Linked DNA regions of Homo sapiens: region 1 is linked to region 2. Evidence: chromatin loops called from intact Hi-C (ENCODE). Cell type or tissue: HepG2. All regions are shown on one strand.

Region 1 (8,000 bases), 280 kb after region 2:
GAGCCTTCGGTCATGGGTTAGCCTGACCACAGGGCTCAGCAGGAATGGCCCCTCTGACCAGTAATCATTGACCTGGAGTTGGACTTGAGGCTGGTGAGGTTGAGATGCGAAAGCAGCTGCAAGCTGGGGCCAAGAGCGTGATATGGGCTGGAAATTGGGACTCCCAAGGAGGGCTCGATACGCGGGGACAGTGGCTCAAAAGGCAAATGGTGGGCTGGGCGCAGTGGCTCAAGCCTGTAATCCCAACCCTTTGGGAAGCCAAGGCAGGCGGATCACAAGGTCAGGAGATCAAGACCATCCTGGTGAACACGGTGAAACCCTGTCTCTACTAAAAATACAAAAAAAAATTAGCCTGGCATGGTGGCGGGTACCTGTAATCCCAGCTACTCGGGAGGCTGAGGCAGGAGAATGGCGTGAACCCGGGAGGCGGAGCTTGCAGTGAGCCGAGATCACGCCACTGCACTCCAGCCTGGGCGACAGAGTGAGACTCCATCTCAAAAACAAAAAAAAAACAACAAAAGCAAATGGTGACATCGAGCAGCAACGAAAGGGTGGCTTGGGGACTTGGGCACAGCTGCAGAGCACAGCAATCCGGCCGACAGCAGTTCCCGTGGAAACACCCGGGGCTCCACACCAGTCATGTGTCATCAGGATCATACTGGTGCCCTGACATGAACGTGCGCCCTGCTGGCCCCAGGCTCACACATGCAGAGCCCCAGCACACTGGAGCATGTTTGAGGAGCTTTGCCAGAACCAGGAAGGGATTTGAAACGTTATCACACAAGGAATAGTTGCAGGACTTGAGGCTTTATCCTGAAAGAAGACGTAGGCAGTCACTTCCAATCATCTAACGAATGAGCTGGTGGGGGGCAGGGGGCGGGCCTCCAGGGGGTCTTGAGAGCAGAGTCGCGCACCCTGGATGGAAAGGCACCACAAGTGACTTTCTCGTCAACTAGGCAAGGTCTCCTAACAGCTGTTGTGCCACGGAGAGGCTGCTGTCCTGGAGGTCCTGCATTCTAAATCACAAAGTGAGGTGACAAGAGAAAGGATCCCTGCAGTGGGTTGGGGAGTGCGTTTTGGAGATTATCATCCTAGATCTACCAACACCGTGATCCTAAAGCCCCTGTGATAACACCAAGTCCAATTTACAGTGTCTTCTTCACGACACTGCACCAAGGTGCTCAAGATGCCCCAGTGCCCCAGAGCGTACCTGGCCAGCTGCGTGTCACCCATGCCATCCTCTCCAGCTAAGGGTCCCCGGATGTTTGACAAAAATCCTGAAAACTGCAGGAGTCAGGCTAAAGAAAAAGGCTGAAAGAAACTGAGCTAGCTCTAGAAACAGAAAGGAATTTTTTTAAGTTATACTTGTCTTCAGAAGTATTCAAGATGATACTGCACTTACGAAATAAAAAATGCTACTAATGAGACAGAGAGCTTGGACATTAAAAATGCAATTGCTGGCATTAAAAGAAGACATTCATTAACATGACTGAAATATAAAGTTAAGAGTATCTTCTAGAATGTAGAATGAAAAGAGACAGAATCAAACCAGGAGAGTCTGTATCTGGCTAACCAAAGTTCTAGAAAAAAAAGAAGAGGGTGAGGACAGTGATGGAATTGTCAGAGAAGGCTTGAAGAAAACCGCCCAGATCTCATCAGACTGAAAGGGCGCTGAGCCCAAGGAGCGCGAGAGCAAAGGAAAGTTACCTTCAAAGCACACAGGAGCCGCGGCAGCCTGGGATTTCCCATCGGCAGCCCTGGATATCAGGAGGTAGGAGGGCTCAGTGTTCTGAAGGCGAGTGATGTCCACAGAGCCCCCGCAGGACAAGGACGCTGGCCACTGCCATGCACGGCTCCCACATGTCAGTGGCTTCCTGCCATATTGGGTTAGTTCTCATATCAAGTCAGACAAGGAGCACACACGGTGGGAAGCAGCAGGAAGGGGCTGACCTGACCTGTGCTCACAGCCCATGGGCCAGTGCCAGTCACATGTCCCAGCCTAGCTGGACCTGTACTCACGTGTCCTCACAGCTCATTGGCTAATGCTTGTCATATGACCCAGCCTAGCTGGACCTGTGCTCACGTCCTCACAGCTCATTGGCTAGTGCCAGTCACATGACCCAGCTTGTCCCTGTGTCACGTGTACTCACAGCTCATTGGCTAGTGCTGGTCATATGACCCAGTCTCCTGTCAGTCTGAGACCTGTGGGAGCCCTGGACTAGGCGGTGTTCCTGGGGGGTGCACTGGCAAGCCCAGGTACTCAACCAGAATGAGAAGATCAGAACTGGAAGTGGTGGCTCCACCCAAAGATGACCATAAGGAAAGTTCTGGAATGAGAACTGGTATGTGTCCTAGAGAGAAGCCAGCCCAGATGGTCTGGGGTCAGGGAGGGCATAAGAGGGGGTTTGGGGGCTGTGGAGTCCACGGAGCACAAAGTGTGTCCAGGGATGGCGTGCTGAAGGAGTGACAGAAGCACAGACTGCAGGAGTCGAGGAAGGCAGAGACACAGGGGCCAGGCCAGGACGGCCTTCCTGTGCAGCAGCCGCTGAGGTGGGACAGGACCGAAAGCCCCAGGGTGCAGGAGCGAGGGGCTCCTGCGATGGGAAGATGGGAGAGCTGGGAGCGTTCTCGCATGCAGAGCTGGTGTGTTTTCTTCCTCTGGGAAGGAAGGAGGGGAGGGCCATACCCAGGAGGGGACAACTAGAAACTTGTTGAAAAGCAGCGTACATAGATCACAGGTCCAAGGACGAAGCAGGTGAACCCGTCCTGTGATTTTAAGCATGAAAGGAGAATGTTTGCCTGGCATGGGGGACTGCCCCAGGGATGGCACAGTTGGTCATCCCGACATAGAAATCGCCTGGGTGGGTGGTGCCATAGCCCGGCCCCTGGCTCTGGGGGCTGACATTACCGTAAGGTCAGGACCACACGAAGCTGATCCTGATGTGTCACTCAGAGAATCGCCCCGTGGCCGAACCCACCCTGGGCGCGGGTGTTGGTGTTTATTAGTGGAGGTACAACCCAGGCTGCTTGGGGGAGGGGAGAAGGAGAGCAGAGGCCCTGCATCTCCATCCCACACCCTACACCGTGGGTGAAGAGGCGAGGCCAGAAGCCGCCCACCAGGAATCAGAGGAGCTCCCAGCAGCACCCACTGAGGAGGACAGTTGCCACAGACCCTAAGCAGGAGCAGCTCTGCCTTCAGGTGCCCAGACCAGGTGCAGGCAGGCAGCCTGGCGCTCCCAGATAAACAAGGCCTGGCAGCCCTGGCCACTGCCCTGCATGTGGAGCACAGCTCCCTTCACTCCTGACAGCCTCATTCTGAAAGCCCTGGAATTCCTGCTGATGGCAGCCTTCCTTGTTTTCCTGTTTTGGAAAGCCTTTTGGAGATTTCTGGAAGGTGGTCTGTGGCTGCGCATCCTCAGCTGGTTGGCGATTCCACCTCAGACCCATCTCACAGGTGTGGAAACTGAGGCTCAGGAGCAGGGACCTGGCCACAAACACACGGCGGTAAGCGGCCGAGCCAGGGCGTCCACAGGTGTCCCTGTGTCCACATGAATCGCCTCCTCTGTGCCTGCCCCATGGGGATGGAGCCTGCAGCCTGGTTTGGGCCGTGACGGGAGTGCCTGGGACGCCTCACACCATGGTGGGGTCTCAGCCCTTCACTCATGGGGCCCATCCCTTTGATGGACTACCTGCTCTTCATGAAATGACGTCGGGACTGGATTCTGAGCTTCGTTGATCTTTGTGTGTTCTGGAAGGCAGTCGGGAGGTGTTCGTGGAACGTGGTTACCGAAAAACACGGGGCTTCTGTCACGGGTGATGTGGTGGAGGTGGCAGCCCAGCCCAGAAGGCGGCCACTCTACATTTTCAGGCCGCGTGTGAAGGCCAGCTTTGATCTACACCAAGGACTGGAGCAGTGGTCCTGGAGATGCACGGGCATCCTCAGAAGGGGGCCAGCAGCAAAGGGGCAGAAATGGAACCACCGGAACCAAGGGGAGGGTCTGGGCTAGCGACCCATGGCGAAGTCCCAAGGGGTGGGTGACATCCGCCTGAAAGAAACATCAGAGAAGAGCAGGGGCTAGAGCAGGACCACAGCAGACAGAAGGAAGCACGGCTGCAGCTCCCAAAGCAGAACCAGAACTCCGGGAACGGGGACCTGGCTGCTGGGGGCGCCATCATGGCCCAGGCCCTGAAGGTGCCTTAGGAGGGCCCTGGGAAGGCGCTGGGACCACGCACACATGGACGGGCTTCCTCTCCACCTGGCCTGAGCCTCATCTTTCAAAACTCAGTAATTCCTCAAAACTCACAAAGCCCACTTTCATGTTTTGCCAACATTTCTCACATTGTGTTGAAATCCTTTTAGGTCCTAGAGATGTCTTAATTTGTTTACTGTTTGGTTTGAGTTTTGCAATGTCTTTCATGAACGTGAGCTTTGAAGCGGGTGAAGCCGAGATGCTTTGAAAGTGGGTGTGTGCCATAGAGAGGCGCCCTTTCTGGAGGGGTCTGCGGGGGTGTGGGGTGCAGGTGGGGTTTGAGGAGCTGTGCACACAGACCTCACTTTCTCCCAGAAACACAGGGTGGGCGCATTCCCAGGGCACTGCAGGTTAAGTACAGTGCTCCAAGGGAATGGTCGGTGGGCATGGCAGGACTTTGCAGCCCCAGGGCAGATATGAGTGAGGAGCTGGCTGCCCACCCTGGGGAAGGTGGTTTGATGTCCCATTCTTCCGCCTGCCCTCAAAGTCTTTCTGCCCATCCCACCAGGAATTCTAGAACAACTTTCTTCCAGGTTGGAGACACCAGGCCTCCAATGACTGGGCCTCCCCAGCTTGGACCAAAGGAGGAGTGAGCTCTGTCCCTAGAAGTCTAGGCACAGGGTCCTGCTCCCTGAGCTGACGAGGAGTAGGCCGTGCAGTCGCGGTCACCAAATGTGGACTCCAAAATAGGTTTGGCTTCTAAGTGAGTTTGCTGCAGACCTCAGAAGGTGTTGCAGCTTCCAAAGCTTGGTGCTTCTGTGATTGCAGCTGTCGGCATGTGGGGTCCTCACAAGGCCAGCAGCAGCCACCATGTTAGTAAGGACCCCTCGTCACAGCTGGGCCCCCGACTTGGTGCCACACACTTCCCAAGGGTCCCGCCCATGGCTCAACACACATGTACATGCACACTCATGCACACGTGTGTGTACTCGCTTCCATGGCCATGGAAGGGCAAGAGGTGCTGTAGGCAAGGATACAGTGGGGGCCACTCTGGGGACAGGTGCCCGGCAGGCAGCCATGTGGTGCTTAGAAAAACAGGCAGGAGCCCCTAAGCACCCTCATGAGGCCTGGCTGTGTCTGAGTCTCCATCTGCACATCTGTCAAGGGGGTGGCATGAGGGGTCAGCACTGCCCAGGACAGCCTGAAGGGGCTGGGCAGAGCCTGGGCGGGAGGGCTCCAGGAAGGTGGCAGCTATGCCCCATGACTTCTGTCTTCTCTGACACAGGAGCTGGCAGTGGCCTAGGCAGCTTGGGGAAGGTGCCAGGCTTGCGGGTTCTGCAGGGCCGGGAAGAGCACGGGGGGCACCCAAGAGTTGGCTGGGGAGTGTGCTGAGCCCAGTTCTCTCAAGGGAGTCACCTGTCATCCAGTAGCGCTGCCCCCATGGCCACCCGGGATGCTTGTCCAGCCTGAGCTGGCTACCCTCAGAGAGGATGCCACTGCCCCCCCAACCAGGGCTTGTTGGGGAACTGCCTTCTGGTGGCTAGGGAGGGAGCCCCAGGGGTGCATCCTGCCTCCCTCCCCTCCCCTGGCATTCCCAGACCACAGAGGCATCCTCTTTCTTTGCCCTATCAAAGCCGGAACCCAAGGGCCTCTTTGCCCAGCAACTAATCCACTGATTACCGGGTGCCCACCCGCCCTCGAGGGAGCTGTTGGGGGCTCCAGGTGCTCCTGGCTGCCAAGTCCCGGAAGCACCATCATCCCAGCAAGATGCTCCTGAGCTGCCAGGCACCGTGCCAGGGCAGCAGGGCCAGGCTCTGGGGAATTCCATTGGAGGGAGGGCGGGAAGGGCCTGCCCAGCCCAGCAGGTGCCTGGTCGCTTGGCTCCCGTGCCAGCCAGGGTTTGGCAGGGCCTTTGATGTGAAGATTCTTTCTCTCTCCTCTATGAGTCCCTAATGTGCTTAAAATCTGGGAGTGGCCTGACAGGGGGGTCCCACACTGCACACCCTCTGCCTGGGTTGGCACAGCCCCTGGGGGGCACCTCCTCACTTCTGAATGTGAGAAGGCCCCGGCTTCAGCAGAGGGACAGGTTCACTCCAACCTGCAAGGGGCTTCTGACAGCCTGGCATAGGGAGGAGGGGCTGTCAATAGCCAATGACAATGACCGCCCTACCGTGGACTCGGCCAGCTAAATGCTGGGACCAGGAGCCGGTGACACCCCGTGGGGGTTCTGCCAGCCTCCAGCCAGTTGCAGATAAACTAATTTTTCTTTTTGCCAAAGTATGTTTCAAGTATTACATGGGATACACACAGACTAAAGAATCATTCGTTGTCTGAAATTTAGATTGAACAGGGACCCTGGATTTGCTAAATCTGGTGCACAGACCCTCGCTGGGTACAGGGAACAGAAGGGTGACTTGAGCAGCCTCTGAGCCGCCCCCGGCCCCCCAGGCCTGTCTGGCCCTGCACTCCAGCAAGAGCTCTGCTTCGTAGCAGCACCCAGGCAGGTGACCACACAGCATTCACTCCGGCCACTGCCATGCCCTGGACAGACCTCCATGCCCACCCCCACAGCTGACACGTGCTCTTCCTGGAACAAATACACGCCCCACCTTGGGCTCCAACCAAGATGCAACTCAAAGTTTGCTCCCTGCCACCCCATGAAACGTGGGCACAATCCCTGCCCTGGAGGCAGGCTGCAGTGCTACAGGTCCCACCAGACCAGACTGCCCGTCTCGCGCATTCCCAACCCAGGGTCTCCACCAGCCTCAGGGCTGTGGCCAGAGCACCGCCACCTCCACCCTACGCTCCTGCCACCTGCCCCTCCCCAGGGCTCACACAGCAGCCCGTGTGCCACCCATGCCTAGGGAAATACCAGGTTCTCTGAGTGGTCTCCCAAAGCCCCTGTCTCCATCCCTAGGGATGTACCGAGTTCTCTGAGGGGTCTCCAGAAGCCTGTCTCCAAGACCACCACCCTTCTTTCCCATCTTAGGAGTGGCACCCACCCCACCCCACCCCCACAGCACTTGGCTCACCTCTCTCCTGACACCTTCCTAGCTCCTGTGGGTCTCAGAGCCGTCCACATACATCTGACCTCCTCGTTCTGCTCAAAAGCCTCCTCCGGCTCCCCAGTGACCTTTGCCTGGAGGCCCAGCTGCTTTCCACAGCACCCAGGCCCTGTAGGCCCGCCCCAGCCCCTGCTCCGCACTCTGTGTGCGCCCAGCCCTCCTGGCTCCCTCAGTCCTGTGTGTCTGTCCTGCAGTTCCTTCTGCCTGGATACCCTTCCCTGCTTCCTGCTGCCAACTCCCCTGTCCGTCCTCCATGCCTTTGGGCCCTCTTCCTCTGTGCCCCCAAGGCCCCGGGCAGCCCCTCCATGGTCCCCCATCTGCAGCAGCCCGTTCCAGGGCTCCTTTGGGCAGGGAGGGCACCTCACTCATCACTGAGATGTGATGCCCGGCTCAGCCCCAACTTGCAGTAAAGCTCTCTCTACACAGTGCTGAGTGCCAGCTCGGGGTCCCCCATCACCCTGGGCTGCTACAGGGCGGGCACTCCGGGCCTTTCCCTGAGAGGGAGTTTCAGGCTGTTCTGGCCCCGGCAGTCCATCAGGATCTGCCTCAACACAGGTGAGCATCAGCAAGTAGCTAAGAAGCAGGGGCTCCACTGGAAGGACGCCCAGGGCTGGAGGCGTGTGTCCTCAGTCTTTTCCAGCAATGTGGGGAGAGCTGTGCTGTGTGGGTGCATGTGTGTGTGTAGATGTCATGCAGGCGGATGCATGGGTGTGCCTGCAGGGATCTGCCTGTGTACAGGCATGTG
Region 2 (8,000 bases):
GTGGCGCAATCTTGACTCACTGCAGGCTCCGCCTCCCGGGTTCATGCCATTCTCCTGCCTCAGCCTCCCGTGTAGCTGGGACTACAGGCGCGCGCCACCATGCCCGGCTAATTTTTGTATTGTTAGTAGAGACGGGGTTTCACCGTGTTAGCCAGGATGGTCTCGATCTCCTGACCTCGTGATCCGCCAGCCTCGGCCTCCCAAAGTGCTGGGATTACAGGCGTGAGCCACCACGCCCGGCCTTCTCATTTTTATTGAGAAGAAAATCATTAAACCCCTGCATAGGAAATTAAGTTCAGGCTGCTGCTTCAGGCCAGTCTTTGCATTGTTGAACTTGCATTTTCTAAGGATATTTGCATTAGCAAAGATATGTTCTCCCTTTTATTGTCCTGACAGAAGCTTCATCTGTTATTTCAATTATATTGTCAATTAGTTTGCAGTAATAAGACCTAAATAATGGTTGATTTCCGAAGGTTTGTCACGGAAGTGTGTTGTGTGTTTTTACATGTTAACATGAAATTTTGGACTATGTGTAGAAGGTAGAACTCTAAACATACCTCACTAAGATTCCCATGCCCTTGTTATTCAAGCACTTTCTAGTACTTCGGTGGAGGGACTTTGGAGATGCAAGTCAGGTTAGTAATCAGCAGACCTAAAGAGTGGGAGATTATTCTGGATTACCGTGAAGGATCCAATAATAACATAAGGCTCAAAAGCAGTCAGTGAAGGCAGGATGGGGGTGGTCAGAGAGATTCAACATATGACAAGATCTCTACCTTCTGTGGCTGGCTGTGAAGATGGAAGAAGGAGCCATGACCTAAGGAAGGCGGGCAGCCTCAAGAAGCTGAGAATGATCCCAGACCAACAGACCCGTGGAAGTGAATTCTGTCAGCAACCTCAATGAACTTGGAGTGGCAGCCCTGGTGAGACTCTGAGCAGAGAACTAGCTGGCCCATGCTGTGTCCAGACTTCTGACGCTTGGAAACTCTGAGATCATCAATGAGTATTGTTTTAAATCACTAAATTTGTGGTAATTTGTTACAGCAGTGACAGAAGATGAATACAGTGTGTTATTGAGGGGACTTTGTTTTTCCTGTATCTTAATAATGTGATAAAATTTAGTGGGTTTTTTTTGTGTATCATTTACTGGTTTTTTTTGTGTGTGTATCTTAACATCTAGTTTGTCCTCATAACGTATTTTAAGGTAGCACATTCCAGTGTAAAGGTGGACTTGACAGAATCAATCTCTACATAGAAGGGGTTTAGATAAATTTGGTTAGATGTTCATGCACACTTTATTGTATTTGGGAGTAGTCATATAACTGCAGAAATTCAGAGGTGGTGGGACCTTGGCTATGATTCTGTTCAAGCCCCCTAATTTTACAGATTTTATGGAATTGAGCAACAGACAAGATGATTTTGCCTAGGTTCATAAACAGGAAAAAAGGAGAGCCAGGAAAGAACTCAATTGTTGTAAACTGCTGTCTTGTCTTGATGTTCTGTCTTCATTCATCATCCAGCCTTTCCTAGGAGTGTCAGAGATAGACCCAGGTAGAAGTGGGCTGCCCATGGGGGGCTTAGCACAACAGAAATTTATTCTTTTACTGTTCTGGAGGCCAGACATCTAAAATAAAGGTGTTGATGGGGTCATTCTTCCTCTTGAGGGCTCGAGGGGAGAACCCTTACTTGCCTCTTCCAGCTAATGGTGATTGTTGGTCATCCTTGGCGTTTATTGTCATTCTCTTGCTTGAGGTAGTGTAATTCTAATCTCTGCCTCCATCTTCGCATGGCCATCTTCCCCCTGTGTGCATGTCCTAAATGTACATGTCTTTCTGTGGATATATGCTTTTATTTCTCCTGTGTAAATAACCAGGGTTATAATGGGAAGTGTGTGTTTAATTTTTAAAGAAACGGCCAGTTTTCCTCTAGTTCACATTTCCCTAGCAGTGTATTAAGTGTTCCCGTTGCCCCACCTCCTTGCTGACACTTCGCGTGGCCAGTTGTTTTTTGTTTTCTTTTTTCTTTCTTTCTTTCTTTTTTTTTTTGAGACAGGTTCTCACTCTGTCACTCGGGCTAGAGTGCAGTGGTGTAGTCATGGCTCATGGCAGCCTCTGCCTCCTAGGCTCAAGCAATCCTGCCACCTCAGCCTCCCAAGAAGCTGGGATTACAGTTGCATGCCACCTCGCTTAGCTAATTTTTGTATTTTTAGTAGAGATAGGGTTTCGCCATGTTGCCCAGGCTTGTCTCGAACTCGTGGGCCCAAGCAATCTGCCCGTCTTGGCCTTCCAAAGTGTTGGAATTACAACTGCGAGCCACTGCGCCCTTCCAGTTTTAAAAATTTTAGCCATTCTATTGGGTGTATAGCAGTCTTACTGAGGTTTTGTTTTATTTATTTATTTTTTTTTATTTTTTATTTTTGAGGTGCTCTCTCTGTCATCCAGGCTGGAGTGCAGTGGCATGATCTCAGCTCACTGCAACATCTGCCTCCTGGCTTCAAGTAATTCTCCTGCCTCAGCTTCCCAAGTAGCTGGGGCTATAGGCGCGTGCCACCACACCTGGCTAATTTTTGTATTTTTAGTAGAAACGGGATTTCACTATGTTGGCTAGGCTGGTCTCTAACTCCTGACCTCAGGAGTTTGCCTCGCCTCCCAAAGTGCTGGGATTTACGGGCATGAGCCACAGCCCCCGGCCCTTACTGAGGTTTTCATTTGCATTTCCATAAGACTCGTGATGTTGAGCATCATTTCACGTGTTTATTTGCCATCCATATGTCTTTTTAGATAAAGTGACTTGAGTCTTTGCTTCTTTCAAAATTGTGTTGATTTTCTTAAGTTTTAGTTCTTTGGCTGGGCGCAGTGGCTCACGCCTGTAATCCCAGCACTTTGTGGGCTGAGGTGGGCGGATCACGAGGTCAGGAGATGGAGACCATCCGGGCTAACACGGTGAAACCCCCTCTCTACTAAAAATACAAAAAATTAGCTGGGCATGGTGGCGGACCCCTGTAGTCCCAGCTACTCAGGAGGCTGAGGCAGGAGAATGGCGTGAACTTGGGAGGTGGAGCTTGCAGTGAGCCGAGATCACGCCACTGCACTCCAGCCTGGGTGACAGAGCGAGACTCCGTCTCAAAAAAAAAAAAAAACAAAAAAAGAAGGGTTTTTATTATTTCGATGAAATTCAATTATTGACTTTTAAAATATTTCTTGCTATTGTGTTATATTTAAGAAATAACTGCCAAACATCAGGTGGCAGTAGGATTTTCTCCTATGATTTCTTCTAGATGTTTTATAGTTTCAGCTCTTGTATTTAGGTTTGGGATCCATATCAAAGTTTTCCATATGGTATGAGATAAAGGCCAAGGTTTATTTGTAAATTATTTGTAAATGGCAGTGCAGTTGTTTCAGCACTGTGTTTGCTAGGGCTGCTCTACCACACAGGCTGGGCACGGCTTAAACAACAGAAATGTATTTCCTCATAGTCCTGGAGGCTGGAAGTCCAAGATCAAGGATAGGGCAGGGCTGGTTTCTTCTGAGGCTCTGTCCTCTATGCCTGTGTCCTCATCTCTTCTTAAAAGGATATTAGTCAGATTGGATTAAGGTCCACCCTAATGACCACATTAATTTTAATTACCTCTTAAAGGCCCTAGTCACACACTTTTCTCCACCTTCTTTTTTTTCATGTAATATGTCCTGAAGTTTGTTCTGTACTAGCATGTAGAGGTATTTATAGCTGCAAAGTACCCCACTGGTATATGTATCATAATTTGACTGGTCCTCTGTTGATAGACACTCAAGTTCTTTTTAATTTCTTTTTGTTTTTACAAATAGTCCTGAAATGAATAGCCTGTGTATACATTTTTTATCTTCACCAATGTTATCTGTGGGATGGATTCCTAGAAATGGAATTGCTGGGTCAAAGGTTATATTTCACTTTGTGTGGTAGCTATTTGTTAAGCCACTATTTTAAGTGGCAAGGAATGGCCTCTGAAAATTTCCCTGATACCAAGATTCGTCTCTTTTTTTGAACTTGTTTCTTATCAGTAAACATGAAACTGTATATTATTTTGTGTACGCGTGTATATGCTTTGGAAGCAAAAAACAAAATGGAAAAAATAAGTGCCCTGAACCATTCCCTCCAGCCTCTGAACTCATTTGCTGCACTTCTTTATTGACCAGTAGAGGCCACTGTTGAATAACAAAGCTGGCGGGAAGGCCAGCGCACACCCGGGCAGGTCTCTGTGCTGAGCCTGCATTGCCAGGAGCAGGTCTGGAGCTGCAGTTTTTAGACCACCCTTTCCCCTCCCTAAGGGAGGGTGTCACGCAGGGGAGTGCCAAAGGGGAACTCCAGATGAAGAATAAAGCCAGCTCTCTTTGGTACGAGCTCTTCTTCATGGTCCCACGAAGGTGATTTGTAAAGCTTTTGTGTGTTCTGCTGCCAGGCCTCTACTTAGTTGCCCACTGACATTGTGTTTCTCCCGCACCCCACCTGCTTAGCAGTTTACAGTCTATCTGCCGTAATCTGTTATTTTTTTCTTATAATTAGGCGGTTTGGCTTGAGACACAAGAATGGGACTAGATTTTAGATGACTGGGTGTAGGAAGCCTAGCAAATTAGGTTCTGTGGTTATTTCTCCTGATCTACTCCACATGAAGAGACACAAAGGGAGAACATCAGGGTGTGGCTTGTGAAATCCAAGGTCTTAGTCGGCTTGGTACTTGACCTCATTCACATTCAGTTCCCACCCACCCCTGAAATGTTTAATGCACTTGGCCCTTGGGGCCAGCACTTGCCTTTGGCCTGCCTTGCTGGCCCCTCCTTGCCACTCTGCCTTCTCTCACTGCTGGGTGTCAGCACACCCTTGTGACAGCACTTAGGTCTCTTCAGGACCTCTGTTTCCTGGATCAGGGCTTCTCAGCAGGTGTTAGTGGTATTTTGAGTGAAATAATTTTTCCTTGGGTAGGCCTTGTTCTACCCAAGGTTGTGGGTTCATTAAACGGTTAATCGGTACATTAGTCCGTTCTTATACTGCCATAAAGATACTACCTGAGACTGGGTAATTATAAAGGAAAGAGGTTTAGTTGACTCACAGTTCTGCATAACTGACGAGGCCTCAGGAAACTTATAGTCATGGCAGAAAGGGAAACAGACCTCTTCTCAAGGCGGTAGGAGAGAGAAGAGCAAGCCAAGGAAGAACTTGCCACACACTTATAGAACCATCATGTCTCCTGAGAACTCGCTATCACGAGAACAGCATGAGGGAAACTGCCCCCATGATCCAGTCACCTCCTACCAGGTTCCTCGCTCAACACTTTGGGGATTACAAGTCAAGGTGAGATTCGGGTAGGGACACAAAGCCAAACCATGTCATTTCTCCCCCTACCCCTCCCAAATCTCATGTTCCTTTCAAAACCATTCCATTTCAAAACAAATCATGCCTTCCCAGCAAGGCCCCCAAAGTCTTAACTCATTTCGTCATTAACTCAAAAGTCCAAGTCCAAAGTCTCATCTCTGACAAGGTAAGTCCCCTCTGCCTAGCAGCCTGTAAAATCAAAAGCAAGTTAGTTACTTTCAAGATACAATGGAAATACAGGCATTGGATAAATACTCCCATTACCAATGGAAGAAATTGGCCAAAACAAAGGGCTACAGGCCCCCATGCAAGTCCGAAATCCGGCTGGGCAGTCATTAAATCTTAAAGCTCAAAATGGTCTCCTTTGTGACCCCGTGTCTCACATCCAGGGCACACTGATACAGGGAGTGGCTTTCATGGTCTTGGGCAGCTCTGCCCCTGTGGCTTTGTAGGGTACAGCCCTCCCACACCCACCCCCTTCAGCTACTTTCATGGTGGGCATTGAGTGTCTTTGGCTTTTCTAGGTGCACAGTGCAAAGCTCTTGGTGGATCTACCGTTCTGGGGTCTGGAGGATGGTTGTTCTCTTCTCACAGCTCCACTAGGCAGTGCCCCAGTGGGGACTCTGGGAGCTCCAACCCCACATTTCCCTTCTGCAATGCCCTAGCAGATGTTCTCCATGAGGGCCCTGCCCCTGCAGCAGATTTCTGTCTGGACATCCAGGCGTTTCCCTACATCCTCTGAAATGTAGGTGAAGGTTCCCAAACGTCAGTTATTGAATTCTTTGCACCCACAGGCCCAACACCACGTGGAAGCTGCCAAGGCTTGGGGTTTGTACTCTCTGAAGCAACAGCCTGAGCTGTACCTTGGCCCTTTTTAGCCATGGCTGGAGCTGGAACAGCTGGGACACAGGGCACCAAGTACCAAGGCTGCACAGAGTAGCAGCGGGGCTGGGCCTGGCCCACAAAACCATTTTTCCCTCCTAGGCCTCCCTGCTTGTGATGGGAGGGGCTGCTGCCAAGATCTCTGACATGCTCTGGAGACATTTACCCCATTGTCTTGGCGATTAATATTTGGCTCCTTGTTACTTATTTGAATTTCTCTCCAGAAAATGGGTTTTTCTTTTTTATTGCACCGTCATGCTGCGAAGTTTTCAAACTTTTATTCCCTGCTTTCTTTTAAACACGAGTTCCAATTTCAGATCATCTCTCTCAAGTTCAAAGTTCCACAGATCTCTAGGGCAGGGGCAAAATCTCACCATTCTCTTTGTTGAAACATAGCAAGGGTGACCATTGCTCCAGTTCCCAAGAAGTTCCTCTTCTCTTTTTCAGACCACCTCAGCCTGGGCTTCATTGTCCATGTCACTATCAGCATTTTGGTCAAAAGCATTCAGCAAGTCTCTAGGAAGTTCCAGACTTTCCCACATCTTCCTTCTTCTAAGCCCTTCAAACTGTTCCAACCTCTGCCTACTACCCAGTTCTGAAGTTGCTTCCACATTTTCAGGTTATCTTTATAGCAGTACCCCTGGTACCAATTTACTGTATTCATCTGTTTTCACACTCCTATAAGAACTTCCCTGAGACTGGATAATTTATAAAGGAAAGAGGTTTAATTGACTCACAGTTCCACATGGCTAGGGAGGCCTCAGGAAACTTATCATGACAGAAGCCGAAGGGGAAGCAAGCACCTTCTTCACAAGGTGGCAAGAAAGAAGAGTGAAGGAGGAACTTTCGAACACTTATAAAACCACCAGATCTCATGAGAACTCACTGTCATGAGAACAGCATGGAGGAAATTGCCCCCATGATCCAGTCACCTTCCACTAGGTTCCTCCCTCAACACCTGGAGATTACAATTCAAGATGAAATTTGTGTGGGGACACAAAGCCAAACCATATCAATGGACATTTGGGTTGTTTCCAGTTTGGGGCTATTACGAATTTAGCTACTATGAACATTCACACAAAAGTCTATGGCAACATAAGACCCAGTAGAATTGCTGGGTCTTAGAGTCAATATATATGTAATTTTAGTGGAAATGGTCAAACTTCTTTCCCAAAGGGTAACCAAACCATTTTGCATTCCCATCAGTGGTGCATGAGAGATCTACTTGCTAAACTTGCCAGCACTTTAAGTCTTTAATTTTGGCCATTCTTTTGTGACTAAAGATACTGATAATGCTGAAGCTATTGAGCTGTATCTTATTGTGGTTTTAATTTGCATTACCCTTATGATTCACAATGTTGAGCATTTTCTCATGTGCTTATTAGCCATCTGTTTTAGTCAGTTCAGGCTGCTGTAAAAAAATACCAAAGACCAGGGAGCTTAAACAACAAACATTTATTGCTCCCAATTCTGGAGGCTGGGAAGTCTGGTGAGGGCTGTCTTCCTGGTTTGCAGATGACTGTCTTCTCCTTGTGCCCTTACATGGCCAGAGGCAAATCTCTCGTTTCTTCTTATAAAGGCACTAACTCCATTCATGAGAGTTCTGCCCTCCTGACCTAATCTCCTCCCAAAGGTCCCACCTCCCAATACCACATACATTAGGATTCAACATAGGAATTTTGGGGGGACGCAAGCGTTTGGACCACAGCATCATTCGTGTTGACTCTGACAGTGGCTCTTTTCAACTCTGCCTCCATTTTTCTTCTTACCTA

What was found. A loop is a pair of places that touch in the nucleus more often than their neighbours do. Peaks named below come from ENCODE experiments on the same cell type or tissue, not always from the same donor. Only the 100,000 strongest peaks of a DNase experiment are listed, where the experiment ranks them.
Region 1: it touches region 2 in a loop (14-fold over the local background); 76 of 110 quality-filtered maps call a loop at or near these places.

The regions. Positions count from the first base shown.
Region 1 is chr21:44,511,543-44,519,542 of GRCh38, reverse strand. All of the region lies in intron 9 of TSPEAR (thrombospondin type laminin G domain and EAR repeats), which reads left to right. It overlaps TSPEAR-AS1 (TSPEAR antisense RNA 1), which reads right to left. Exons shown (of 7, transcript NR_103707.1): 7 at 2,968-4,046. It overlaps TSPEAR-AS2 (TSPEAR antisense RNA 2), which reads right to left and starts at 2,328. Exons shown (of 2, transcript NR_026548.1): 1 at 1,708-2,328; 2 at 566-915. In HepG2, no CTCF peak of the experiment used is centred here; DNase peaks (open chromatin) are centred at 2,062 and 4,342.
Region 2 is chr21:44,789,677-44,797,676 of GRCh38, reverse strand. All of the region lies in intron 1 of UBE2G2 (ubiquitin conjugating enzyme E2 G2), which reads left to right. Among named protein-coding and RNA genes, the nearest start is that of UBE2G2, 8.1 kb to the left of the region's middle. RefSeq lists an enhancer at 4,380-4,469. In HepG2, a CTCF peak has its summit at 4,179 (motif pointing right); a DNase peak (open chromatin) is centred at 4,176.